Regions from separate parts of the Homo sapiens genome. Here region 2 is linked to region 1. Evidence: read pairs that join two places in POLR2A ChIA-PET (ENCODE). Cell type or tissue: IMR-90. All regions are shown on one strand. Links, peaks and the distances in the headings refer to the core of each region. The heading gives the core; the rest is flanking DNA. Region 1 overlaps TIRAP (TIR domain containing adaptor protein). Region 2 overlaps KIRREL3 (kirre like nephrin family adhesion molecule 3).

Region 1 (16,186 bases), core at 5,064-13,063:
AGTTAGCTGAGATCGCGCCACTGCACTCCAGCCTGGGTGACAGAGCGAGACTCCATCTCAAAAAAAAAAAAAAAAAAAAAGGACTACTTTGTGTGTGTGTGTGTGTGTGTGTGTGATGCAGAAAGCATTATTAGGAGAGACTTAGGATCTGTCCCCCAGGCTGGAGTGCAATGGCGCGATCTCGGCTCACTGCAACCTCTGCCTCCAGGTTCAAGCGATTCTCCTGCCTCAACTTCCTGAGTAGCTGGTATTACAGGCGGCTGCTACCACTCCCGGCTAATTTTTTGTATTTTTAGTAGAGTCAGGGTTTCACCATGTTGGCCAGGCTGGTCTCGAACTCCTGACCTCGTGATCCGCCCGCCTGGGCCTCCCAAAGAGCTGGCATTACAGGCGTGAGCCACCGCACCCTGCCAAAGTAGCTATGTTTTAACAAAAAGAGCCCATAATTGAGAGCCATGAAGTCGGGCCCCAACACTGACTAGCTGTGCAACTTTGGAAAAGTCTCTTAACCTTTCCAGGTCTCCATTTTCCATGTGCCAGCGGCTATTAGTTCTAAGCAAGACAACGAGGCCTCTTCTTTCATAAAATGTATATTCAAATGGGGTACATGAGGTAAACAAGATAATGATTAAGAACTGTTTTTTGTTTTTTGTTTTTTGTTTTTTTTTGAGACGGAGTCTCCCTCTGTCGCCCAGGCTGGAGTGCAGTGGTGCGATCTCGGCTCACTGCAAGCTCCACCTCCCAGGTTCACGCCATTCTCCTGCCTCAGCCTCCCAAGTAGCTGGGACTACAGGGGCCTACCACCACGCCTGGCTAATTTTTTGTATTTTTAGTAGAGACGGGGTTTCACCGTGTTAGCCAGGATGGTCTCAATTTCCTGACCTCGTGATCTGCCCGCCTCAGCCTCCCAAAGTGCTGGGATTACAGGCGTGAGCCACCGTGCCCGGCCAAGTACTGTTAATAGGACAAAACTGGACAGTGTGAAAGAGCCTGGGGATAGGAGCCCCCCCCCCCCGCCCTTTTTTTTCTTTCTTTGAGACAGAGTCTCACTCTGTCACCCAGGCTGGAGTACAGTGGTGCAATCTTGGCTCACTGCAACCTTCACCTCCCAGGTTCAAGCGACTCTTCTGCCTCAGCCTTCTAAGTAGCTGGGATTACAGGCGTACACTAGCACACCTGGCCAATTTTTGTATTTTTAGTAGAGATGGGGTTTTGCCATGTTGGCCAGGCTGGTCTCAAACTCCTGACCTCAGGTGACCTGCCCATCTCCCAAAGTGTTGGGATTACAGGCATGAGCCACCATGCTCGGCCAAGCTCTTTAGATAAGATGATCATGGACAGCCTCTCAAAAGGTGACATTTGAGCTGAGACTTGAATGATGAGAAGGAACCAGCCATATCAGCCATATGAAGAGCCCAGGCACAGTAAATATTAGCTGTCAAAGGCCCTAGAGCAGTAATGTGCTTGACATTTTTAAAAAATAGGAATGACCGTGGGGCATGGTGGCTTACACCTGTAATCCCAGCACTTTGGGAGGCTGAGGTGGGCGGATCACTTCAGATCAGGAGCTCGAGACCAGCCTGGCCAACATGGTGAAACATAGTCTGTACTAAAAATACAAAAATTAGCTGGGTGTGGTGGTGTGCGCCTGTAATCCCAGCTACCTGGGAGGCTGAGGCAGGAGAATCACTTGAACTCAGGAGGTGCAGGTTGCAGTGAGCCAAGGTCGCGCCACTGCACTTCAACCTGGGTGACAGAGCAAGACTCTGTCTCAAAAGGAATGACCTGTGTAGCTAAAATATAATGAGCAAAATAGAAACATTTGAAATGAAATAGTAGAGAAATGTATTCATTAGCGGCAAAATTAATCAATATGGGTATAATTTTGATTAAAATATAAAACCAGAATTCTACTCTTCAAAAAGGCCTGGCTCATGCCCCACGTGGTGGCTCATACCTGTAGTCCCAGCTACTTAGGAGGCTGAGGTGGGAGGACCACTTGAGCCCAGAAGTTTGAGGCTGCAGTGAGCTATAATCACACCACTGCCCTCCAGCCTGGGCAAGAGAGCGAGGCTTTGTCTCTTAAAAAAAAAGAATGCCAAGGAAAGGATGAGCTCATAGGAAGCCTCAGCTACCAGAGGTTCTATTAAATACCAGACCTCAGTGTGAAAGGAATCTTTATGGTAGTAGTTAAAATTCATTTCCTCAGTTACACTAGCCACTTTGCAAGTGCTTGATATCCACTTGTGGCTATCGTATGAGCACAGATGGAGAACATTTTCATTATCAAAGGAAGTTCTACTAGACAATGCTGTATTAGCTTACTCATTTATTATAAAGCCCTGTTCAATTGTTTTTCAGAAATCTTAAAATTTCTCCCACGCAAGGTGCGGTGGCTCACGCCTGTAATCCCAGCACTTTGGGAGGCCAAGGCGGGTGGATCACTTGAGGTCAGGAGTTTGAGACTAGCCTGGCTAACATGGCGAAACCCCATCTCTATTAAAAATACAAAAATTAGCTGAGTGTGGCAGCAGGCACCTATAATTCCAGCTACTCGGGAGGCTGAGGCAGGAGAATGGCTTGAACCTGGAGGCGGAGGTTGTAATGAGCCAAGATTGCACCACTGTGCTCCAGCCTGAGTGACAGAGCGAGACTCTGTCTCAAAAAAAAAAAAAAAAAAAAACCTCCCAAATCTTTTCTTTTTTAGTCTAAAGAAGGATTGGATACTTCCCAGTTCCATTTCAGGGATTATAACAGACTAAACTGAAAACAAGTCAGCTACAAAATACCCGAACATTCTGGATGTAAAATTTAAAACATTCTTTTAGTTACGTTGCTGAGCTCTCAAAAAAGTAAAATTTGCAGGAACCAAAAATGATGTGGGAGTTTGAATCTATAGAGTGGTAAGGGGATTTTTAAGGTGGAAGCTATTTTAAGGGCCATTGCTGATCTCTAGACGTCTAGGACCCGATTCAAGGGACAAGAGACAAGACCTGAGCTTATGTAAAGAGGAATTAAGATACAGAACTTTCTATAGAGCTAAGAACCCTGAAGGTCCACTAGCTCAATGAAGGGGCCAACAATTTTTTTTTTTTTTTTTTTTTTTTGGATACGGAGTCTCACTCTGTCGCCCAGGCTGGAGTACAGTGGCGCGATCTCAGCTCACTGCAACCTCCGCTGCCTGGATTCAAGCGATTCTCATGCATCAGCCTCCTGAGTAGCTGGGATTACAGGCACCCACCACCACGCATAGCTAATTTTTTTGTATTTTTAGTAGAGACGGAGTTTCGCCACGTTGGTCAGGCTGGTCTCGAACTCCTGACCTTGGGTGATCTGCTCGCCTTGGCCTCCCAAAGTGCTAGGATTATAGGCGTGAGCCACCATGCCTGGCCAGGCCAACTATTTATAAAAAAGAAAAATGCTGCCCTACTAAAGGAGAGAAGGTGATTAGGAAACTTGCCTGCTTCAACCGTTGTTCCAGAGGGAAGAAGGAAAAAACCTCCTAAGAATTTATAACCACAGATGATTCTTCATGCAGACAGACTTCACATTCATGATTGTGTACATGATCCAGGACACTCAAACTGAAAAATCTACTTAAACTGGTCTTGTAGTCTTTATTGACTGTTTGTACCAAATTGACTCCAGGAGAAATGGAAAATCTAATTAGATCTATAACTCTTCAAGACATTGAAATTACAGCTTTAAATTTTACAATAAAGAATATTCTGGCCAGGCATGGTGGCTCACGCGTGTAATCCCACTGCACTCCGGCCTGGGCAATAGGGCAAGACTCCGTCTCAAAAAAACCAGAATATTCTAGGCTCAAATGGTATTACAGATGAGTCTACCAAACATTCAAGGAGCAATTAATTCCAATCTTAAATTCTTCAAATAATAATTAAAAAAAGGCTGGGTGCAGTGGCTCATGCCTGTAATTCCAGCACTTTGGGAGCCCGAGGTGGGTGGATCATGAGGTCAGGAGATCGAGACCCTCCTGGCTAACACGGTGAAACCCTATCGCTACTAAAAATACAAAAAATTATCTGGGTGTGGTGACACGCACCTGTAGTCCCAGCTACTTGGGAGGCTGAGGCAGGAGAATCGCTTGAACCTGGGAGGCAAAGGTTGCAGTGAGCCAAGGTTGCGCCACTGCACTCCAGCCTGGGCGACAGAGCAAGACTAAAAAAAAAAAAAAAAGAAAAAATTATGTATCAGAAAACCTACAACGCACACATTTAGTGGAGAAATGTGTGAAGCATTCCTTCTAAGGAATGAGACAAGGATGGCTGCTATTGTCACTTTGTTTTATTGGAGGCCTTAGGAACCACACAAGGAACTAAAGTTTTTGTTTTCTTTTGCAAATTGTATGACTGTTTATAGAAAATTCAACAAGACAGGTGTGGTGGCTCACACCTGTCATCCCAGCTCTTTGGGAAGACCAGGCAGGCAGATGGCTTGAACCCAAGAGTTCAAGACTAGCCTGGGCAACATGGCAAAACCCCATCTCTACAAAAAGTACAGAAAAATTAGTCAGGAGTGGTGGCACAGGCCTGTGGTCCCAGCTACTCAGAGGGCTGAGATAGGAGAATCATTGCTTGGGCCCAGGAGGTCGAGGCAGTGGTGAGCCATGATCACACCACTGCACTCCAGCCTGGGCAACAGCAAGTCCCTGCAAAGTTTATAGTCATATAGAATTAAGTAATTCAGCATGCTGCTTAATACTAGATCAATATGTGAAATAAATTACAATTCTTTATATCAGTAATAGATAAAAATGTAAAATTACCCTTTACAACAGCAACAGAAAATATGAAATGCTAGGGAATAATTCTAATAAAAAGAGGAGCTGACCAATGTGGAAAAGATAGAAAGCTTTACTGAAATACACTTAAAGACATAAGTAAATGGAGACATACTATTTTTATGAATAGGAAGACTCATAAAAATATCTGTTTTTTCAAAATCTACAAATTCCATGTAAGTCCAATGAAAATACTAACAGGCTTTTTCCTGGAACCTGATGGTTGAATAAACAATTTATATGGAAGAGTAAAGGAACAAGAAAAGTTAAAGTGATTTTTGATGGATAAGAAGAGCAGGAAGAATTGACATACAAATGGTGCAGGCTTATTAAAAACATCAGTGAACGAGGCAGTGTGGCACCAGCACAGGGATACACAAACAGATAAAGTAAAGGGAGGAGACTGGAGAACCCAGTAACAGCCCCCCACGTATGACAATATGTGACAGCAGTGACATCATAATCAGTAGGGGTGGGGTAAGGATGGACTAGTCAGTCAATGATGGTTATTTAAATAGAAAAAAGAATTGGATCTTTGACTAAAGAACAACAAAAACCCAAACAAAAAATCCAGGTGGATTAAAGACCTAAATATGAAAAGAAATACAGAAGAAAACAGATGTAGGGGAGGACTTCCTGAGTAAAACACAAAAAGCACAAAGTAAAAGGTAAAATATTATTTCAGGCTGGGCGTGGTGCTTCACGCCTGTAATCCCAGCACTTTGGGAGGCCGAGGCAGGTGGATCACCTGAAGTCAGAAGTTCAAGACTAGCCTGGCCAATATGGTGAAACCCCATCTCTACTAAAAATACAAAAATTAGCCGGGTGTGGTGGTGCATGCCTGTAATCCCAGACTTAGGCAGGAGAATCACTTGAACCTGGGAGACAGAGGTTGCAGTGAGCCAAGATTGCGCCATTGCACTCCAGCCTGGGCAACAAGAGTGAAATTCCGTTTCAGAAAAACAAAAAACAAAACCAAAAAAATTTTAATAAGTTAGAGATGCATACTTAAATATTTAGGAATAAAGTGATTTCTGAGGTTTGCTTCAAATGATCTTGTGGGGAGTGAGAGATATGAGTAGGGTATTATTGATAAAAGAGTAGCTCAGAGTTGGTAATTGTTGAAGCTAGCTGACAGGCACATAGGGATTCATCAAACTTCTTCCTTTCAGTATATGCTTGATTTTTTTTTTCATAAAAATGATGAAAAGGAAAAAAAATAACAATAGTTTACCAGTTTTCATCCACCAGATTAGCAAACATTTAAAAATATGATAACTCTGAACGTTAGCAAGAACATGAAAAAGTGGGAACTCTTAAACACAAATTGTAGGAACTTAAATTGGTACAGCCAATTTGGAAGAAACTGTGGCATCTTCTAGAAAAATAGTATGTATATTCTTTTTTTTTTTTTTTTTGAGATGGAGTCTCGCTCTGTCACCCAGGCTAGAGTGCAGTGGTGCGATATCTCAGCTCACTGCAACCTCTGCCTCCCAGGCTCAAGCAATTCTCCTGCCTCAGCCTCCCAAGTAGCTGGGATTACAGGCGTGCACCACCATGCCTGGCTAATTTTTGTATTTTTAGTAAAGACAGGGTTTCACTATGTTGGCCAGGCTGGTCTCAAACTCCTGGCCTCAAGTGATGCGCTCGCCTCGGCCTCCCAAAGTGTTAGGATTACAGGCATGAGCCACCACACCCAGCCCCAGCAGGATTTTCTAGGCTAAATCCTAGAAAATCTTGCTTGTGAAAATGTACAAAAAAGTTCAGAGGCTCATTGTTTTTAATAGCAAAAACCTAGGAACACCAAATACCCATTTGGAGAAGAATGTGTAACTAAATGGTGGCATATTTACATCGTGGGATGAAAGTGTATTATTAATAACTGGCATGTCATCCATCCGCATGGATAAATCTCACATTTGGTGAACAAGGAAAGGAATCTGCAGAATACAAACGCTGTAACGCTGTTTACATAAAATATAAAACCATGTAAAACTACACAGTATGCTGGTGGAGGTGCATACATATGTAGTAAATGTATAGAGAAAAGCTAAAAGCAAGAAGTTCAAAATTCAAAATGCTGGTTATTTCTGGTGGGGGAAGGGGAGACTGCAATTCAGGGCACAAAGGGACCACTATAAGGGATGATAAGGTTTTGCTTCTTAAACTGGGTGGTAGGCACATGAGTGGACATATTATTTGTTAATCCTTTTGTGCATAATAAAATAATTTTTTTTTCTTTTTTTTGAGATGGAGTCTCACTCTGTCACCCAGGCTGGAGTGCGGTGGTGCAATATCGGCTCACTGCAACTTCTGCCTCCCAGGTTCAAGCAATTCTCCTGCCTCAGCCTCCCGAGTAGCTGGGACTACAGGCCCACGCCACCACACCCAGCTAATTTTTGTATTTTTAGTAGAGATGGGGTTTCACCATGTTGGCCAGGATGGTCTTGATCTCTTGACCTTGTATTCTGCCCACCTCAGCCTCCCAAAGTACTAGGATTACAGGCATGAGCCACCATGCCTGGCCTTTTTTTTTTGAGACAGAGTCTCGCTCAGTTGCCCAGGCTCGAGTGCAGTGGCGTGATTTCAGCTCACTGCAATCTCCACCTCCCAGGTTCAAGCAATTCTCCTGCCTCAACCTCCCGAGTAGTTGAGACTACAGGCCCCCGCCACCACACCCAGCTGATTTTTTTTGTTTTTTTAGTAGAGACAGGGTTTCACCATATTGGCCAGGCTAGTCTTGAACTCCTGACCTCAGGTGATCCACCTGCCTCGGCCTCCCAAAGTGCTGAGATTACAGGTGTGAGCCATGGCGCCTGGCAAAATAGTTTATAATTTAAAAAATAAATTTTCTCTTTCTAGAACTAGAGATAGAAAAAATAATAAAAATTTTTTTCAGCAAAAGAGGGGTCATGATAGGGAGAAGTGAGAGGGGGGCACAAAAGTACACATTGGAGGAAATAATGAAATTCATTTCAGTTCAACAACAAACTTACTGAGAACAGATGAATGAAACCTTGCCTGTCCTATAAGGAATACAGTCATCTGCCAGAAGAAAAATGGTGATTCTTCCCAGTCCAAAGGTGAAGATGGTGACTGTGAAAGTATCAGCTTTAGCCAGACCACTGATGAAGCTCCCAGATGTCACAGCATCCATGGGCTTGTGATCTCAGGTGAAGGCATTGAACCCTGAGCCCTGGATTCCCATCTCTTCACTTGCTCCCTCCACCACCCCACCCCCATATTCAGAATGGCCTCTAGGCTTCTAGGTTTGTGTCTTTAATGGCACCTAGGCAATAAATAAAAAATACAGTGCAGTGCTGACTGCATCTTCCCTACAGCTCTTTGAAGTGAATCGATGTCTCTGGGAAGAGGAACAGAGTAGTGTGAGTGTGAAGGACTGGATTCTTGTTGCTTTCTCCTGATGCCCATTCCAGGGTTTCCCCAGGCAACTAGGAAGACCATCCATGGTGAGGCCTGCAATCTAGGCTTCTTGCTGATCAGTCAGGTGAGTCACTTCTTTAGGAGGGATACCAGTGTACGCCAGTGCCCAGTTCCAGGGGAAGACAGAAGTGGGTGCCAGGCTTCCTGTCCAGTTAGGCAGGAGATGAGTCCTGCTGGCCATCATTGATCAGTACCACTTCCTACCACCTCCAATTTCTGGCTTCCTCATGGCCTTCTTGGGGAGTCCCCAGCTTCCTCATGGCTTTCCTAGGGGGAATCCCCAGCTTCACGGCCTTCCTGGGGGAGTCCCCAAGCTCTCCATGGTCTTCTTAGGGAGCCCACAGTAATGGAAGCCTGATGGGTGCTCTGATCCCAGGGTCACGAGCAAAGCGCTGTGACTCACTCCCTATACCTCTTGTCACATTTGTGGGAATCCGAGGCCCTGCATGGGTTTTCTGTTTCTAGCTTCACTCCAATTTCCGGGGTCCCATGATATAACAAGTGTCAACTGAGTGTCTGCAGATCTGAAAGAGACCAATCACAGCGTTGTCACACCTCCCAAACCCAGCATCTGTTTTCCCCAACAGGTCCTGCCTCTTCTATCTTTTTATCTATTACACTTCCAAACCTACTGCAATAGCATGGCCCTCCCCAGATACACTTATATGCACTTCTTTCCTATTATTTTGCATCATTTTGCCTTACTAAACCAATGTCCCTCCTGGCACCTTCCCAGCTCTTGATGGACATCTCCAGCCTGATCTCAGAGAAACCTAATGCTATTACTGTTACTACTACTAGCTATTAACTTGAGGACCTGATTTGTGCTAGGCGCTGCCTGTTATGAATACATGTGCTAGGCCATGTTCTGAGCCCTTCGTGTATATACTGTTCTCATTTCATAGCAATGGAAACCTGTTGGTCAGTGAGGAAACCAAGGCACAGAGCGGGTGAGTAACTTGGCCAAGTTACTTTTTATGGGTTAATAAGTGCAGGAGCCAGGATACAAACCCCGACAGCCTTTTCCAGAAGCTGCGCTTTGAACTACTAGGCTACAGGGCTGTCTCCTAAAAGTCAAAGTAGATCAGATACTGTAGCTGAATCCCGTTCCCCTTCTCCCTCCTGTAGTAGCTTACAACGCATGACAGCTTCTTTGACTTGACGAAAGCCACCATCAGGGCCCCTGCCATCGACGTAGTACATGAATCGGAGCTCAGGTGGGTAGGCAGCTCTGCTGAGGCCCGACAGCAGGGGGATGGTGCAGCCCTCGGCCCCTGGAGCCTCGGTCAGGGCCTGCAGCATCTGGTACTTGCACCAGGGGTCCTGAAGGAAGCCCGGCGTGATGAGCAGCACCCGGCAGTGACTACTGCTCAGTGCCTGGCACAGCTCGGACACTATAGCGCCGCCTGGGGTTGCATCCCGGAGTTGCAGGAAGCAGCGCAGGCTGGCAGTGCTGCCTTCCAAGTAGGAGACCAGGTCCTGGGCGGCCACCAGGTCTTCCTCACTGTGGCACACGCAGACGTCATAGTCTTTGCTCCAGCGACTACTGCCACTGTCACTCGCATGTGTGGGTGGCAGGCTGGGAGACGTGACTGAGCTGAGGCTTGGGGGTAGTGGGCTGTCCTGTGAGGTAGGCTGTGAAGCATCGCTGGAGGTGCTTTCTGGGGAGTTGGGCCTCTTCTTGGGCTTCTTCAGCAGGGTCTGCCTGAACCAGTCTGTGGGGGAGAAACACTGCTCAGGCCTGTGTGTTACCAGGTGCCCTCTCACTGCCCACACAGGGAGGAGCCCCACCTCACAGGGAGGACAGACAGACTGCAGCCCACCTCCCTGCACTGGGAAACATCTTATTCTCAGAGACCTGTTGCTCCACTATTTTTTTTTTTTTTTTTTGAGGCAGAGTCTCACTCTCACCCAGGCTGGAGTACAGTGGTGCGATCTTGGCTCACTGCAACTTCTGCCTCCCAGGTTCAAGCGATTCTCCTGCCTCAGCCTCCTGAGTAGCTGGGATTACAGGCATGCACCACCACACCTGGCTAATTTTTGTATTTTTAGTAGAGACGGGGTTTCACCATGTTGGTCAGGCTGGTCTTGAACTTCTGACCTCATGATCTGCCCGCCTCAGCCTCCCAAAGTGCTGGGATTACAGGCGTGAGCCACTGTGCCCAGCACTCTGCTATTTTTGTTTATCTTTTGGGACTTGCCTAAAAGTGCCCTCTAAAGGTAAAGGTTTTGGACGTGTCAGAACTCTGGAATCCTTATGTGAGAGTGTTCCACCAGCCTGGTTAAGAGAAATGGCCTTGCACTACTCCAGGCCCTTTGATATCTGGTACCCCCAGCCCAGCCCACCTTAAGCAGAACTTCCCACTAGAGCTGACTAGTCAACCACCGGGAGTCTGCAGGCAGAGCTACGTTATGCTAGCAAGGATCCATCAGTCCCAAAGCCCACTTTCAGCACTGAGGGGAGGTGGACTTAGATTAGGAAGGGCTACGTATACAGGAAGGAAGGGGTACGGAGGACTGGCATCTGTTTGGCCCCAAGAAATCCTAGATTGTCGCTAAATGGGGAAGAGGCTACTGCTCAGAGTTGCTGAGGAGCAGAGAGCTTCGTGATTCAGAACCCACACTCTGGAGTCAGGGACACGGCTTTGACTGTGGACTTGTGGACCTGTCTTAGTTGCTGAAAGTTAACTGAGATAATGCAGTGTCAGGTATGTCAGGGAGCCGGGCCTCTTCTTGGGCTTCTTCAGCAGGGTCTGCCTGAACCAGTCTGTGGGGGAGAAACACTGCTCAGGTCTGTGTTTGGAGTATGGGACTCCATAAGGAGATGAAAACAGCTTCCCCAGCCTTTGATAAGGACAGATAGTTGTGGTGGGGATTGATTCATTTTCTCTCTCTGCTTGGCTTCTCCTCTAAATGGTTCTGGAACAAAGATTTGGACGACAAGAGACAGTGTTAAGCACTCAGCACAGTGGTTTCCAGGCTAGGAAAGCTAGCTGAGCAGGCCTGGAAAACCTTTGAGCCAAAAGGATAAAGATCTGGCTGAGCTGACGCAGGCCTCCCCTCCTCACTCTCCACAAAGCATCCAGGCCCTGAATTCAGGTCAGGAGTTCCCCACGTCAGCCTTCCTGCGTCTCTCTGAGTTTGGACCAGGCAGGCCTCCCACCGCGCCCTATGGAGGCTGAGCACTACACTCAGGAACACAGCAGAGTCGCGAGTCCGGTTCCACTCACCAGCCATCTTGCCTAGAGGCTTCTTAGGCCGAGAGCCAGGAGCTGGGAGGGAGGTCGATGATGCCATAGCGTGGGGGTCAAAACTAGCCCCGTGAGACCAGGCATTGGTGAAGGGGGAGGAGGGAGGAGACCCAGTCTTGACCTCATGGAGCAGCCATCCTACAGAGGGTAGAGAGAGAGAATCACAAAGGCTGCACTTACCCTGCTCTCATTCCCCATGGATGAGCTCTGCGAAGTTCTGTTTCTCTCCTAATGCCTGACAGAGGCTTCTTCTCTAAATGGGTCTTTCATTCCTCATGAGATTAGGGCCAGACACGACTGTGATTGGAGCTGGATTCTAGATAAAGCCAAAGCTGTGTAGTGTGGTCAGACTTACAGGGTATGAGCTCAGCATGACCAGCTGAGGAACTGTTCTCTGCTCCACCTGGCCAGGAGGATATTCGGGATCTGGGGAAGGGCAGCTGGCAGGCAGCTCTTTAGAAGGACTTCCTATGTAAGGCCTGAAATGGCAGAAGAAGGACAGTTGCTATTTGGACAAATAATTATGTATCCAGATAGACAGAAGCTGAACAGTAGAGAGAGAGCACATGCAGGAAATCTTGGGAGACTTTTCCTCCAAGTCTGCCTCCCCCTGAATAACTCCATCCATAGACCCATCGCCCCTGCAGCCGTCAGCTCAGGAAGGTCATGTCAAAAAGTGGTACAGACTGCAGACTGCAGGTAGAGTGCCTGATTCTCATCTCTGGTTAACCGTGACCTTTGGCCACCTTGCTAAACTCGTTTCTCCATCCGTGAAATGGAAGTACTAGAGCCTCCTTCTCAGCATTATTGTGAAGATTAAATGAAATCATTTATGTAAAGTCCTAATGGTGCCTGGCATGTAATAAATGCTTAGAAAATGTGGGCTACTATGTATATAAAATAATCTAGATATTGGAGGGGTATATTATGTTCATGGTTTATTAAACTTGTAATGTTAACGTTTCCCAAACTGATCATTAATTCAGTGCTGTTCCAAAGTCTAGAAGATTTTTGTTTTTTAGGTTTTTTGGTGGGGAGGTTGTCAGACTGCTTCTAAATTTATATGGAAATACAAAGGCCCAAGAATCCCTTAGAAAGGCAACCTGCCATGTTCTTTTCCCACCGTAGTGACAGAGGATGTCCCTGATGGCGGACACTCTTTCAGCCTTAAGTTTCTGTGGAGCAGAGCCTGTGGGGGCTGTAGTATTCTAGTGACACTTCTCCTGTGAAAGGCTGGCAGAGCAACTGGCACAGGGCTGCTTTCTCTTTGGTGGATCTGTGAGATCAAAACAAACCTGAGAACTCATGGAAGCAAGTATTATTAGACACACTAAAATAAAAGGTTTCAAAATTTAAAGAATGTGGCCAGGCACAATGGCTCACGCCTGTAATCCTAGCATTTTGGGAGGCCAAGGCGGCGGATCACCTGAAGTCAGGAGTTCAAGCCTAGCCTGGCCAACATGGTAAAACCCCTGTCTCTACTGAAAATACAAAAATTAGCTGGGCATGGTGGCAGGCGCCTATAATCCCAGCTACTTGGGAGGCTGAGGCAGAAGAATCTCTTGAACCTGGAGGCGGAGGTTGCAGTGAGCTGAGATTATACCACTGCACTCCAGCCTGGGCAACAAGAGCGAAACTCCATCTCAATAAAAAAAATTAAAGAATGTCATTCTATGCTGCACATTAATGCTTTGTTCACTGATGCGTAGAAGACAAGGGATGCTGAGGATTTGTGATCATATATCAAAGTTCAAAAAAGAAGTAGAACTTAAACCATAGCAGCAAAGGAGGCAGAGCAAAGGGTTGGAATGGGTACAGGAACCAGAGAAGACATCTGAAAAAGCAACACAGCTAAATGTGAAGCCACCAAAACGGCACTGGACGTTGACTATGAGTATGTATATGAGTTTCTTTTCTTTCCTAATATGCTTGGGATTTCAGACAGCCTAAGTGGTAGGCTGCAGCTAGGGCCGTTCAGGATGCCTTTTTGCCCCCAGTAGTAAACATGATGTCACTTGGTTTTTGCATTTTTTAAATATTTTTTCAATTCTGTTTTAATTTTAATATTAATTATTTGGCCTTGGTGCACTTGTAAACTAGAGCATCATTTGATTTGTAAATATTCTAAAGGTTAAAAATTAACATAATATGTTAATCTACTTAATATATGTAGATTTTAAAGTTTCAGTTTCTCATTTTATGAAATGACTTGCCCTTTTGGCAACGCATGCTAATTGGGGGAAATTGCTTTTCCATTGCTTGGTTAAGAAGAAATCCAGTTGTCCAGCAGTATATGCCACCAGAAGTGCGGTGGTATAAGCCCTCATGAGAAACATGGAAACGTTTTAAAGAGAAAAATAACAGCACCTTTGACAGGATAATTGAGCAAGATGGCAGGTAAATTCCAGTAACCATACACACTGCCTACTTCCTGGAATCCAAGACGCCATGCACCTTCCCTGTTCCTTTTCAGTTCTTTTGTAGCTGGAGCTGTGGAACTGTCACATATTCAAACACGTGTTAATCTTTCCAAGACCTGGTAACTGTCATCATATCTTGAGATGTGGTTGACAAGTAGGTAAGGTAATGAACCCAAATCTCCAACTGGAAGCTCTACTCACTAGCTCTGCCTATTCTCTGATTTGCTGTGTGGTCTAATACGCAGTCGCTTTCTTTGTGCTTTGAAAAAATTCATAAAGTAGAATCATACCAAAAATACCCACTTTGTAAGAACTATGACTTGATAGAAAATTAGTAAAGGGAACGGGCTCAGTGGCTCATGCCTGTAATCCCAGCACTTTGGGAGGCCGAGGTGGGCAGATCATGTGAGCTCAGGAGTTCCAGACCAGCCTGTCAAAACCCCTTCTCTACTAAAAATACAAAATTTAGCCGGGTGTGCTGGTGCTCCCCTGTAATCCCAGCACTTTGGGAGGCCGAGGTGGGCAGATCATGTGAGCTCAGGAGTTCAAGACCAGCCTGGCCGACAGGTCGAAACCCTGTCTCTACTAAAAATACAAAAATTAGCCAGGCATGGTGTCGCACACCTGTAATCCTAGCTACTTGGGTGGCTGAGGCTGGATAATCCCTTGAACCTGGGAGGCAGAGGTTGCAGTGAGCCGAGATTGCACCACTGTGCTCCAGCCTGGGTGACAGAGCGAGACTCGATCTCAAAAAAATAAAGAAAAGAAAATTAGTAAAGAATTTCTTCAGAAAAGAAGTAGCACAATACCTTTAGTGCTTTCTAGAATGCTTTTCCAATATTATGTGCAGAAACTGATGTAAAGGAAACATTATGGAGTTTTGCTGTATAAAATCCAAAGTGGGCTGGGCACAGTGGCTCATGCCTGTAATCCCAGCACTTTGGGAGGCCGAGGTGGGCGGATCATGAGGTCAGGAATTTGAGATCAGCCTGGCCAACATGGTGAAACCCTGTCTCTACTAAAAATACAAAAATTAGCTAAGCGTGGTGGTGCGTGCCTGTAATCCCAGCTGCTCAGGAGGCTGAGGCAGGAGAATCACTTGAACCCGGGAGGTGGAGGTTGCAGTGAGCCGAGATCATGCCACTGCACTCCAGCCTGGGCAACAGAGCAAGACTCAAGTCTCAAAAATAAAAAAAAAAAAATCCAAAGTGTATTTAGTATCCAATATCAAACTGGTCTCCAATTTCTATTATATAGGGAATGTACTGGAGCCTGTGAAGGCATATAATTAGAATATGTATCTCTTAGAGTTCATATTCGATTTCTGTTAAGCAGGAATCACTATCTGGGGTAGACAGAATAGTGGCCCACAAAGAGGCCCACATCCTAATCCCCGGAACTGAGAATATGTTACCTTCCGTGGCAAAAGGGGATTCGGCAGCTGTGATTAAGAACCTTGTGATGGGGAGGGATTCCTGGATTACCCAGGTGAGTTTAATGTAACCACAAAGATCCTTTCAAGAGGGAGGCAGGAAGGTCTGAGGCAGACGAAAGAGCTGTGCCAAGGGAAGCAGGCGGCAGTGGGATGCAGGTGGCCTCTAGAAGCTGGAAAAGGCAAGTCCATGGGTTCTTTCCTGGAGCCTTCAGAAGGAGCACGGCCTTGCTGACCCATCTTAGAACGGCAGGATAATCAATGTGTGTTGTTTGAGGCCACTAAGTTTGTGGCAATTTGTTACAGCAGCAATAGGAAACTACTACACTGTGTCTGATTAGATCAGGCCAATGAATGGAGAAAGTATTGGATTTCAGTTGAGTGCTAAAACCTGGTCTGTTTAAAGGTTCAAATTGTTTGAAACAGTTTTTACATCTTTAAATAAATAAATTACCATCTATACTTCACCTGACTTTGACTTTACATTTAAAAGAATTTTGGTTTCAAAGGCTGTTTTGTTCTCAAACACTTGCTAAAACGTTTGGGTAGGATTAATTATGGTTTGCAGGACAATGTCACTTAAAGTCCTGAATATAATTCATTTATAGCTTGATAGACACAACACAGTGTTCTCAAAGAGGTTTGTAGACTATGGTGCAGACCTAGGGTGGCCCCCTGTGTTCACACCTGGGACTGTGAGAAGGACCCATGACTTTCTTTTTTTTTCAGACAGACTCATTCCATTACCCAGGCTGGAGTGCAGTGGCACAATCTCAGCTCACTGCAACCTCTGCCTCCTGGGTTCAAGTGATTCTTGTGCCTCAGCCTCCTGAGT
Region 2 (10,673 bases), core at 257-8,256, 130 kb before region 1:
CTCCCCGCATAAGGGGACGGGCTCAGCCTGGAAACCCCAGCCACGCTCAGTGGAGACTCCACCAGGTGACGCTCCTCTTCCTCTCGCCCATCCAGGACCCCACCAATGGCTACTACAGCGTCAACACCTTCAAAGAGCACCACTCAACCCCGACCATCTCCCTCTCCAGCTGCCAGCCCGACCTGCGTCCTGCGGGCAAGCAGCGTGTGCCCACAGGCATGTCCTTCACCAACATCTACAGCACCCTGAGCGGCCAGGGCCGCCTCTACGACTACGGGCAGCGGTTTGTGCTGGGCATGGGCAGCTCGTCCATCGAGCTTTGTGAGCGGGAGTTCCAGAGAGGCTCCCTCAGCGACAGCAGCTCCTTCCTGGACACGCAGTGTGACAGCAGCGTCAGCAGCAGCGGCAAGCAGGATGGCTATGTGCAGTTCGACAAGGCCAGCAAGGCTTCTGCTTCCTCCTCCCACCACTCCCAGTCCTCGTCCCAGAACTCTGACCCCAGTCGACCCCTGCAGCGGCGGATGCAGACTCACGTCTAAGGATCACACACCGCGGGTGGGGACGGGCCAGGGAAGAGGTCAGGGCACGTTCTGGTTGTCCAGGGACGAGGGGTACTTTGCAGAGGACACCAGAATTGGCCACTTCCAGGACAGCCTCCCAGCGCCTCTGCCACTGCCTTCCTTCGAAGCTCTGATCAAGCACAAATCTGGGTCCCCAGGTGCTGTGTGCCAGAGGTGGGCGGGTGGGGAGACAGACAGAGGCTGCGGCTGAGTGCGCTGTGCTTAGTGCTGGACACCCGTGTCCCCGGCCCTTTCCTGGAGGCCCCTCTACCACCTGCTCTGCCCACAGGCACAAGTGGCAGCTATAACTCTGCTTTCATGAAACTGCGGTCCACTCTCTGGTCTCTCTGTGGGCTCTACCCCTCGCTGACCAGAAGCTCTACCTACCCCTGTGCCTGTGCTCCCATACAGCCCTGGGGAGAAGGGGATGACGTCTTCCCAGCACTGAGCTGCCCCAGAAACCCCGGCTCCCCACTGCTGCTCATAGCCCATACCCTGGAGGCTGACAAGCCAGAAATGGCCTTGGCTAAAGGAGCCTCTCTCTCACCAGGCTGGCCGGGAGCCCACCCCCAATTTGTTTGGTGTTTTGTGTCCATACTCTTGCAGTTCTGTCCTTGGACTTGATGCCGCTGAACTCTGCGGTGGGACCGGTCCGGTCAGAGCCTGGTGTACTGGGGGGAGGGAGGGAGGAGGGAGCCTGTGCTGACGGAGCACCTCGCCGGGTGTGCCCCTCCTGGGCTGTGTGACCCCAGCCTCCCCACCCACCTCCTGCTTTGTGTACTCCTCCCCTCCCCCTCAGCACAATCGGAGTTCATATAAGAAGTGCGGGAGCTTCTCTGGTCAGGGTTCTCTGAACACTTATGGAGAGAGTGCTTCCTGGGAAGTGTGGCGTTTGAAGGGGCTGGAGGGCAGGTCTTTAAGATGGCGAGACTGCCCTTCTCAGCTGATAAACACAAGAACGGCGATCCTGTCTTCAGTAAGGCTCCACGAGAAGAGAGGAAGTATATCTACACCTCAACCCTCCTAGTCACCACCTGAAATAAATGTTAGGGACACTACTCCAACATGTTTGTTCTGTTCTTTTGTTCCTACAAAGCCACAGGAAGAACCCAAGAGCTCATAGAATGCGTTGGGAACCCAAGGTTCTCTGCCCTCCTTTGATTCAATCTTCCTAGACAATAAAGGCAGTTGATAGCTCTGATTGTGGTGGCAATTAAACCTACAGGCTGACTCCTCTCCCCTGTGGGTGGATTCAATCCAGAGGACGTGTGGGACTCACCAGCCACCTGACTCAGCCAAATATAGCTCAGAGGCAGAGTGGTCACACTAGATACTGGCCAGGCCATTCTGGACCCTTCCTCTCAGCAATATTCTGAAGGCAAAGTTCCCTCCTCTAGAGGTTCAGAGAACAAGACCCGCTGGAAAGAGTCTAGACCACCAGGCACCCTAACATTTTAATATACAACTCAAATAGTGTTCTAAGAAGGGCCTCGCTTGTGGGTAAGTTTGATGTGGTCATGGCAGATGGGGTGGATAAACAGGGGCAAGTTAGAGTGCTCGTTGAGGGAGTGGGATTCAAATGGAACTTTAAAGAACCCAAATTGTCCCTAAGGTGGCTTGGAGGTTCCTTGTCAGTTTTAAACCTTTCTTCTCCAACCTTCCCTGGTAGTTCTTACCCATCATGGGAACCTTCATCACACCAGTTTGTGCTTCTTTCCAGACACTGATTCCTTGGATGGTCCCAATCCACAGATTCTATACACAGCCTACACAGCTCCTCCACTCAGAGGAATTTTCTGCTTCGATCATATTTCCAAGTGCTTCGAAATTTCCCAGAAACCTGGCTATCTTCCTTTGTAGCCCCTAAGCCTGAGGGAGTAAAAACTGATCAGAAATGTTAAGTGTATGTCCACAGCCCACATTCTGCTGCTGGTACCATGCTGGCCTAGCATAGACATCAGGATGCTGGCCCCTGCCCTCTCTAGGTTAATCTCAGCAAGCTTGCTTGCTTTCTTTCCATATATGTTTTCCATTGGCTAACAGAGAATAAGGATCCAAGACCATATGCACAATGCCTTGGTGTGCTGGAATAAGGAAAAGATGACTTTAGAGGATCTGTTCATTTACTTCTCTTATTTCTCTTGGTCTTCCCACCTTGGATATGCGTAGACCATTTACCTCCTAGTCCTCAGCACAGCTGACCCTGCCCCTTGCTCCTGCTACACACACACACACACACACACACACACACACACACACACAGAGTGTGCACTAATAGGGTGGAGGTGCCCATTCTTCCATTCTTTCCTGGAAACCAAAATTATAAACGAGAAGAATGGGGAAGAAATATGTTCTATAAAATAAGCCCTTTGTCCTGTCCCTCGGCACACCCAGGGTAAGAATATGGACTGAGCAGAGCGCACCGGGGCAGCTGCAAACACTAGGCTGCACGGTGCCCAACCCTCTTAGCACTGTCCAATGCCCAATGCAGCAAAGAATAGCCCAAGGGATAGGAGGTCACAAGGATGATCTTTGTGAGAGACAAGAGCATGGAGGGAAAAAATGAGGGGGATCTGGAGGACTCTGGGGCATTGAGAAGCCTGAACTGAGCTGAGTACATCCCTCAGCTGTCTCCAGCACTATCTATTTCTCACAAATGAGTGGGGGTGCAGAAAAGCTGGTGAAGGGAGGTGCTGAAAAACAAAGGCAGTGGGAAGCCCCGAATTCCCCCATAGGTGATTTCACATTAAATAAAATGAGTGCTCTACATTTGTAATCTTATTTAATGCTCACAATTCTACGAAGTATCACCATTTTACAGATGTGGGTTGAGGCTTAAAGAAGCCAGAAAACTTGCCCAGCGTCAAGCGCTAACGAGTGACAAACATGAGCTTTATACACACATTCATCCTAGAATGTCGCTGGAAGTGGCTGATGGTAAAGGCCATCTGCTAGCATGCGCTCTGGGGCAGGCCGGGCGAGGACAAGCACAGCTCCATTAGGAAGGCAAGACTGTGCTAGCATGCGCTCTGGGGCAGGCCGGGCGAGGACAAGCACAGCTCCATTAGGAAGGCAAGACTGGCGTCCTCCACCCTAAGTCCCCAAATGACCCGGAAAGACCACAAAGCCCTGGGAAACAAAGCTCTTCTGTGTATCAAATCACCCCCACCTCTACCAAGGACGGCAGCCAGTCTTCCGATAGCTTTAAACTTCATTACTGGCTCAGAGTCACTGGACGGAGGCCCAGTCTCTAATTCTCAGGTTCAAGATCAGTCGGCCAAGGCCAGGGTTATTTCCACCACCTCTTCCACTTTCAGGGAATAGGAAGTACTTTCACGTGAAGAGCAAAAATGTCACATCAAATCCATTTCTGACGAAGCCTTTTTGAACAAATTCTATAAAGCAAGAGGCCATGAAGCCGATTTTAAGTTTCCAGAATGGAAAGGAGCCAGGGAAATGAAAACAAACATGGTGCAGTCCTTGGGAGATTTCTTAGAACAAGAGAAAGGAGTCAACCAAAATTCCATTTCTCACTTCCTGGTTGGAGAGGAGTATGTGCTGCTTGGGTCATTTGCTATTATGGAATCAGAACCGAAGGCACAAGGTACATACACACACACACACACACACACACACACACACACGTTTGATTAGTTCTTCCCAGGTATTATGTGTGCGGTTTGTCCTGGCACCAGAAAAAAAAAAAAAAAAAGACAAAAGGGAGTCTTGAGATTAGTTTCTTCTCTGGGAGCTTTCTCTATAAAACACACTTTTTATTGAAATAAAAATATAAAAATGTAAATAAAGACTATCTTAATTTGCAAATAGATTTTTATTTTAAATGCTCCTTGGTGTGCACATCTAAAGAAACAAACACTTAGATGTAGACCAATGACAACTAAATCTTAAATTTCACTTCCCCTTTCAAAACGGCTTTTGAAAATCTCTTATCTAAGTTGTTCTTAGGAACTGTAACCACATACCAGCAATTTGCAGCTTTCAAATCAAAATTAGCAGCAGTCTCTGGGAGTCACTGATAAAGAGCTCATTCACTGATAGCCGCCTCTCATTTCCAGTGAGCCTCCAACCATCCTTTCCCCAACTCCTTATGTTTCAGTGTTCCTAACCAGGTCATAAACTGAGAAAAATTTTAAAAAATTTAAAAGCTCCTCTTCTTTCTAGAAATAAGGAATTGTTTTCCTGGCCAAGTCCATGTTTGCCGCAAAACCATTAATTCTTTCCCTCTCTAACCGCCATTCTTCCTTGGCCCTCCTCCCGTCCTCGCTAACAGCAAGTTCTTTGACATACACTGAAAGCTTTCATTACTACAAGCCCTATAAGTCTTCCTACTCCCACAGCCTCCATCTTTAAAAGGCCTTCTGTGAATATACACCATTCACAAGATACGTCATCAAATTGTCATCTACATCCCTGGTTATATTTATGCCTCTGCCAATATCTGCCTGCCACTCCATGTTCCCAGTGCTTTTCTCGGAAACAGTCCACTTAGCCCACCCACGGGGCTGAGACAGCCTCATCCCCTGAGTAGAGAGCTTCCTTGAGTTCCCTGATTGGAGAATACCAGACAAGAAATAGCATTTCTTTCCGCTGTTCCTTAACCTTACGGCCCTTGGCAATATCTTGGAATGCTGAAAACATTCAAAAAATGGTTCTTTGTAACTGTCTTCTTTATGGTGAATCTAAACTATTAATGCTCAAAAAGAAGGCTAGTGAGGTCTCAGGGAGTCCAGATGTTCCTGGAAATAACTGGAGTTTAACTAAATGGAGCTTATCTGAAATCTATACCCAGTTATGCAAGAGAAAAAGTACTATTCTGGATAGAAGCTGAATATAGGAAGGGATTCATCCCTCTGAAGATCACTTTCTTTTTTTTTTTTTTTTTTTTTTTTTTTGAGACAGACTCTCGCCCTATTGCCCAGGCTGGAGTGCAATGGCACGATCTCGTCTCACTGCAACCTCCACTTCCCGGGTTCAAACGATTCTCCTGCCTCAGCCTCCCGAGTAGCTGGGATTACAGGTGCCCACCACCATGGCCAGTTAATTTTTTTGTATTTTTAGTAGAGATGGGGGTTTCACCATGCTGGCCAGGCTGGTCTCGAACTCCTGACCTCAGGTGATCCACTCGCCTTGGCCTCCCAAAGTGCTGGGATTACAGGTGTGAGCCACTGGCCCCGGCCTGAAGATCACTTTCTATGAGACAAAGTCCAGGTGGACTAAGTTCAAGTTACCACTTTCACCTCCTTTGCAAGGAAAATAAAGGGCCAGGCTCTGCTGCCCAAGGACTAGGAAGTACATTTGTGACATTAATGGGCATTGCACTTCAGAGAAATACTAAAAGAAGAAGGCAAGTAGAGATAAAGTGATGCAGACAAGGATTTAAGCAGAATTTTCAGATAAGAGCTTCCTATTTGACTTTTAACAGAAATTAAAAGTTTATCTAGCTCTCCTGCCATGCAAGGGCTCCATCAGTGCAACATAAATTCACTGAGAAAAAGAGCACAGACCTGAAGGCTATCTCCAACCAGACTCCACCAGCTCCATGCTTAGTAAGAAGAGAAACGGGGAGACACTCCTTAAGTGTGAAAGTTGGTGATCTGTGTAAATAGTGTTTTGGGAAGACTCAGAATGATAGATGGCTCTGGACTAGCTCAGTTCAGCAATTCCAACTCCAATCCCCTAGGGTTGTTTCAACATCTGAGCCTGCTCTCATTCTCTCCACCCAACACCACTCTCCCAGCCTTCCAAGGCTCTTGAGAGGAAGCTATGTCTCTGTTCAGGTGGTGTGTGTTTAAATTGTTACCTTTCCCTGGGAACCCAAAATGGGGCAAAAAACAGCACCCGCCTCCCAAAGTTCATTTTTCCCTGAAAAATTCTTGCCAAGCCCTGTTGTAATAACCCTCTTAGCACTGGGGTCTCTCCCACCTGCTTCACACCATCTGCAGTCCCTTTAAGTGAAGAAGTGGAGCCTTCCCATACATTTGAGCTTCTCAAAAATCTGTCATCTAATGAGACTCAAGGTTCATCTCTTCTTATTTATTGGGCACAGGATCCCAAAAATCTCTAACAAGAGAGATAAACTCAATGAGATTGAACTGGACAGGAAAACCAGCTATAACTACAGACAGACACACACCCACACGCACACCACGCGCATACCCCTCCTTAAACTTTTAAGTCAGAAAGGTCTGATTTCTTGGAACCACATCTAGTACAGAATTATGGGAATGTTGGAAACTAACAGTTTTCCGAAGCTATAATGAAGACTTCAAAAAGGTTGGAGAGATTAGAATAGAGCTGACAAACTCAGGTTATACTTCTCAACCTTTGTTTAGGAATCTACTGTGGCATGCTAGGTACCATTGAAATGGATAATGTCTCCCAAGAAATCTCTTTCCCCAAGAATCCCTAAAGGTGTCCGACTTCAACTTGAAAACCGCTAATAGCCGAGCGCGGTGGCTCACGCCCGTAATCCCAACACTTTGGGAGGCCGAGGCAGGTGGATCACCTGAGGTCAGGAGTTTGAGACCAGCCTGGTCAACATGATGAAACCCCATCTCTACTAAAAATACAAAAATTAGCTGGGCGTGGTGGCAGGCGCCTGTAATCCCAGCTACTCGGGAGGCTGAGGCAGGAGAATCCATTGAACCCGGGGGTCGGAGGTTGCAGTGAACTGAGATCCTGCCATTGTACTCTTGCCTGGGTGACAAGAGTGAAACTCTGTCTCAAAAAAAAAAAAAAAAGAAAGAAAGAAAAAGAAAACCACCAATATAAAGCAGTTTAAACACTATTCATCGTTTGATTATGCAAAGCCTGTGTTGCAGTCATTTCACTGATGTCTTACCTTCCCCTACCTACCTTGTGGGTGATTTGAAGACAAAGACTTTTCTGTAACCAGCCATGTTACTCACTACCTGGCCAAGTATTTGGCCCTACAAATGTACCTAACCTGTTTCATACCCTCTGGCATTTTCCACGATGCAAGGCAGCTTTCCAATTAATATTGATATCATACTTTACACTCTACAAAATGTTTTTATGATCATTTTCCCATTAGGTCTTTAAAACCTCATTGTGAGAGAGACATGCATGATCACTGCTTTGCAGATGGAGAAGCAGAGGTTTACTCGGCTAAACGACAGAGCAGGGAGTTGAACTCACGGTCCAACTGTCCCTATTTGGTGTGCATCGCACCTTACTGTCTCCCACAAAAACCTGTTCCAAGCTCAAACTCCTCGTAGGCTAGGCAGCCTCTGGAGGAAAGCAACGGAATGCATTTGTGTCCTTGGAAAATGTAAATAAAATCCTTGGCATCCAAAATTAAGGCACACCATGTGATGTGAACACAGAGTAACATTTATAAGTGTTCCCGCACTAGAGACCTTGACTCTTATCCTGCCCAGCAAGGTGACGAAGCGGGGAGTCCCTTCTCTCCTCCGGGCCTCAGTTTCCCCTCTGTGGACTTCCAGGATCTAAATTCGATGGGACAGAGCTCTTCCACTCCCTCGCAACCTAAGGCAGTTTCACCCCAGCCTCTGCGATGAACCCAAAGCAGGTGGCATGACCGAGGCCCAGCGAGAGTTCGGAGGGGCGCGGCCCCCTAGTCCGCCCAGCCTCCCCTGAGCCGTCGCCAAGCCTTGAGCCGCTTGCCAGGGAGGGGCCGGCCTCGCCTGAGGCGGGGCGCCGGGGCCAGCATCCCGAAAAGCGCGGGGAGGAGGCCGTCAACCTGGACGAAGCGCGACAGGCCCTGCGAGATTCCGGGCGGGTTCCCACGGCCGCGAGGGTCGGCGCGGCGCCCATGCGGACAACGCTTGCACGGCCCTGACGCCAGGGCGGGGCGAGCTACATCAGTAGCTCCTCCCTCCCCTGCCCTGCCCGCCCCTCCGGAGAGGAAACTGCGCGTGCGCCTAATTGACGCCGCTGAAGGACACTGGGGCTTAGCGCAGGCTTTACACGCAGGCCGTAGAGTCAAGAGGCCCGTGCGATGATCCTGCTGTCCCCAGCAGCCTGGGTGAGACCCAGGAATCTCTATTCCCAAGTCTCCCTAGGTAATTCTGAGACAAGCGGTTCTCCTTAGCTGGACCCACCCTTTTGTTGCAGAGAAATGACTGGCCCACGTTCTTACAGAAAAAGGCGACAGAGGCTGGTGGAGAACCCAGATCTCCTGACTTGCCCTCAAGCACGTGCCCTACTGTGCTCTTTCCCCTCCTCATTTCCAGGGTATGGTTTAATCAGTCCCAGGCAGGCTGGCAGGCAGTTCATTCCCGTTGGTTGGGCTAATTGAAGACTGAAAGTCCCTTTCCCAGAAAACCAAAGAACCCCATCCAACAGCCCCACATCAAAGCCCCATTCTCAGCTCCGACCCTTGGCCAGTATTGCCTCAATCTGCGTAGGATGTTGGGCACCCTGGAGAAAGCTATCCCCACCCCCCCAAGCAAACAATGGTCTATTTGGGTATACACACACCCCGCATTCACAGTCTTCTCAGTATGTGAGCAGGAAGGACTGTCCGCACACAGAATCACAAACAACCCACCAAGAATGTAAAATGCTCCCATATCTACATGTGTGCGTGTGTGGAGTTTAGACGGGTCTGACCCACCCCTGTGTGCCGGATTCTAGCTTGAGTTTAGGCACGTTCAGTAACAGGCAGTGGCCTCAGTCCAGGCCAGCTGGATCATGTATGCAGACAGCCATTCTCAATGGCCCCGGATGGGAAAACGGACACTCCCTTGCATCTCCACATGAGCGGCAGCTGGGGACGCATCGGGGTGAGCAGAGTTGAGATCCCCACACGCTCACAACCCCTGCTGTCTGCAAGCTCGCTCCCCAGGACACAGCCTTCAAGACAAAGTTTGCCCGTGTGGAGGGGAGTGGGCTTGGGGCTGCAGATGCTGGGGCTCTACTCGCTCTCAGAACCCCCCTCTCCCCTGGCAAAGCAGCCAGGCTGCTGAGAGAGCAGCCCTTCTGTTCCCTGGGAGGGTCCTTGGGGCCATTCTGGGGGATGAAGTGGGTGTCCACAAGGCCATTCCAACGCTCTGTGGAGAACCATGTCATCTTCCTCTGTTCCTCCCAAACTGCTGCCCCTCTTTATCTGTCCTGTCCCAGCCTGGCTTGTCTCAAAACCTCAAGGCCGCAACTCTTTCCGAGAAAGCCAGGAATACAGCTGCCAGTTCCATTCCCCAAGTGGGGAGTTCCAACTCTCCCTCCTGGCTCCAGATGTAAAGGAACAGCTGTGGGGTGGCAGGAAGCCCAGTTGGCAGCTAAGCAGGATCTGGGAAGATGGAGAACGAAGGCGGGAGAGACAGGCAAACGGCAGGATTGTTAGGATGCTAAAGACCTAGGAAAGAAGCCGTTTCATCCCCTGGCCCAGCAACTGGCTGTTAGGCCTTGCCAAATCCCTTCCACACTGCCCTCCAGGCCTGCCCATCCCATCCTGGCAGCCTGGGCCGCTGGCAAGACCTTCCATAAACTCCATTTTCTGGTTCCCACTTAATCTGAGAAGGGAAACTTGGCTTTCTTTGTCTGACCCCACCCCTGTCCTTAAAACACATACCTCCCAAGCATGAGATTTGGGTAACTGAAGAATGGTGGGGAAGAGAGGAAGGAAGGTGGGAGAGGACTCTGGCACTCTCGTCTGGCATCCTCCAGCCCCTCCCTCCTCTGGGCAGTAACCCAGGGTGCCGGGTGCCAGGCTGGGTGCCTGCAGACGGGTGCTGTGAGCACCACTCACTCTCCTGCTATGCCAGGGTGATAATGCATGACCGGGCACCCAACACTGGACTCAATAAGTCATTATTTCCTGAGTGACCATGCCCTGCTCTGGTCTAACAAGCCTGCCCACTGCCACACCCTGTCCCATGCCTTCCCCCACCTGAAAGGACACAGGACATCACAACTGCTTCCGTTTTAGGAAAAATAGTTTAATGGTAGGTTTGTAACCTCTTTTCTAGATGAGGTCCCCTTCTCGGTGGAACCCCCACACCAGTGCTCTTCCCATGCCTGCTGGGAGGTAGCAGCCCCTCTCTGGAGGGCACCCACCCATTCCCAATGCCCCTGCCCTCCTGGGAGGCCAGTGCCGTGTCTAGGCCTTGG

The links. Peaks named below come from ENCODE experiments on the same cell type or tissue, not always from the same donor. Only the 100,000 strongest peaks of a DNase experiment are listed, where the experiment ranks them.
Region 2: POLR2A ChIA-PET joins it to region 1 with 13 read pairs; 9 of 35 experiments call an interaction of 5 or more read pairs at or near these places.

What each region holds. Positions count from the first base shown.
Region 1 is chr11:126,286,254-126,302,439 of GRCh38, reverse strand. TIRAP (TIR domain containing adaptor protein) reads right to left here. Exons shown (of 5, transcript NM_001318777.2): 2 at 11,855-11,978; 3 at 11,479-11,637; 4 at 9,385-9,963; 5 at 7,507-8,772. The coding sequence starts at 11,545. The coding sequence ends at 8,753. TIRAP-AS1 (TIRAP antisense RNA 1) reads left to right here. Exons shown (of 2, transcript NR_187388.1): 2 at 7,846-8,144. Among named protein-coding and RNA genes, the nearest start is that of DCPS, 9.7 kb to the left of the region's middle. RefSeq lists an enhancer at 9,128-9,632. In IMR-90, for the core only: no CTCF peak of the experiment used is centred there; no DNase peak of the experiment used is centred there.
Region 2 is chr11:126,414,446-126,425,118 of GRCh38, reverse strand. KIRREL3 (kirre like nephrin family adhesion molecule 3) reads left to right here. Exons shown (of 17, transcript NM_032531.4): 17 at 96-1,761. The coding sequence ends at 539. ST3GAL4 (ST3 beta-galactoside alpha-2,3-sialyltransferase 4) reads right to left here. Exons shown (of 11, transcript NM_001254757.2): 11 at 10,481-10,673. Among named protein-coding and RNA genes, the nearest start is that of ST3GAL4, 64 kb to the right of the region's middle. RefSeq lists silencers at 8,165-8,334, 8,435-8,564 and an enhancer at 8,331-8,625. In IMR-90, for the core only: no CTCF peak of the experiment used is centred there; a DNase peak (open chromatin) is centred at 5,098; H3K4me3 peaks cover 245 bases; H3K27ac peaks cover 469 bases.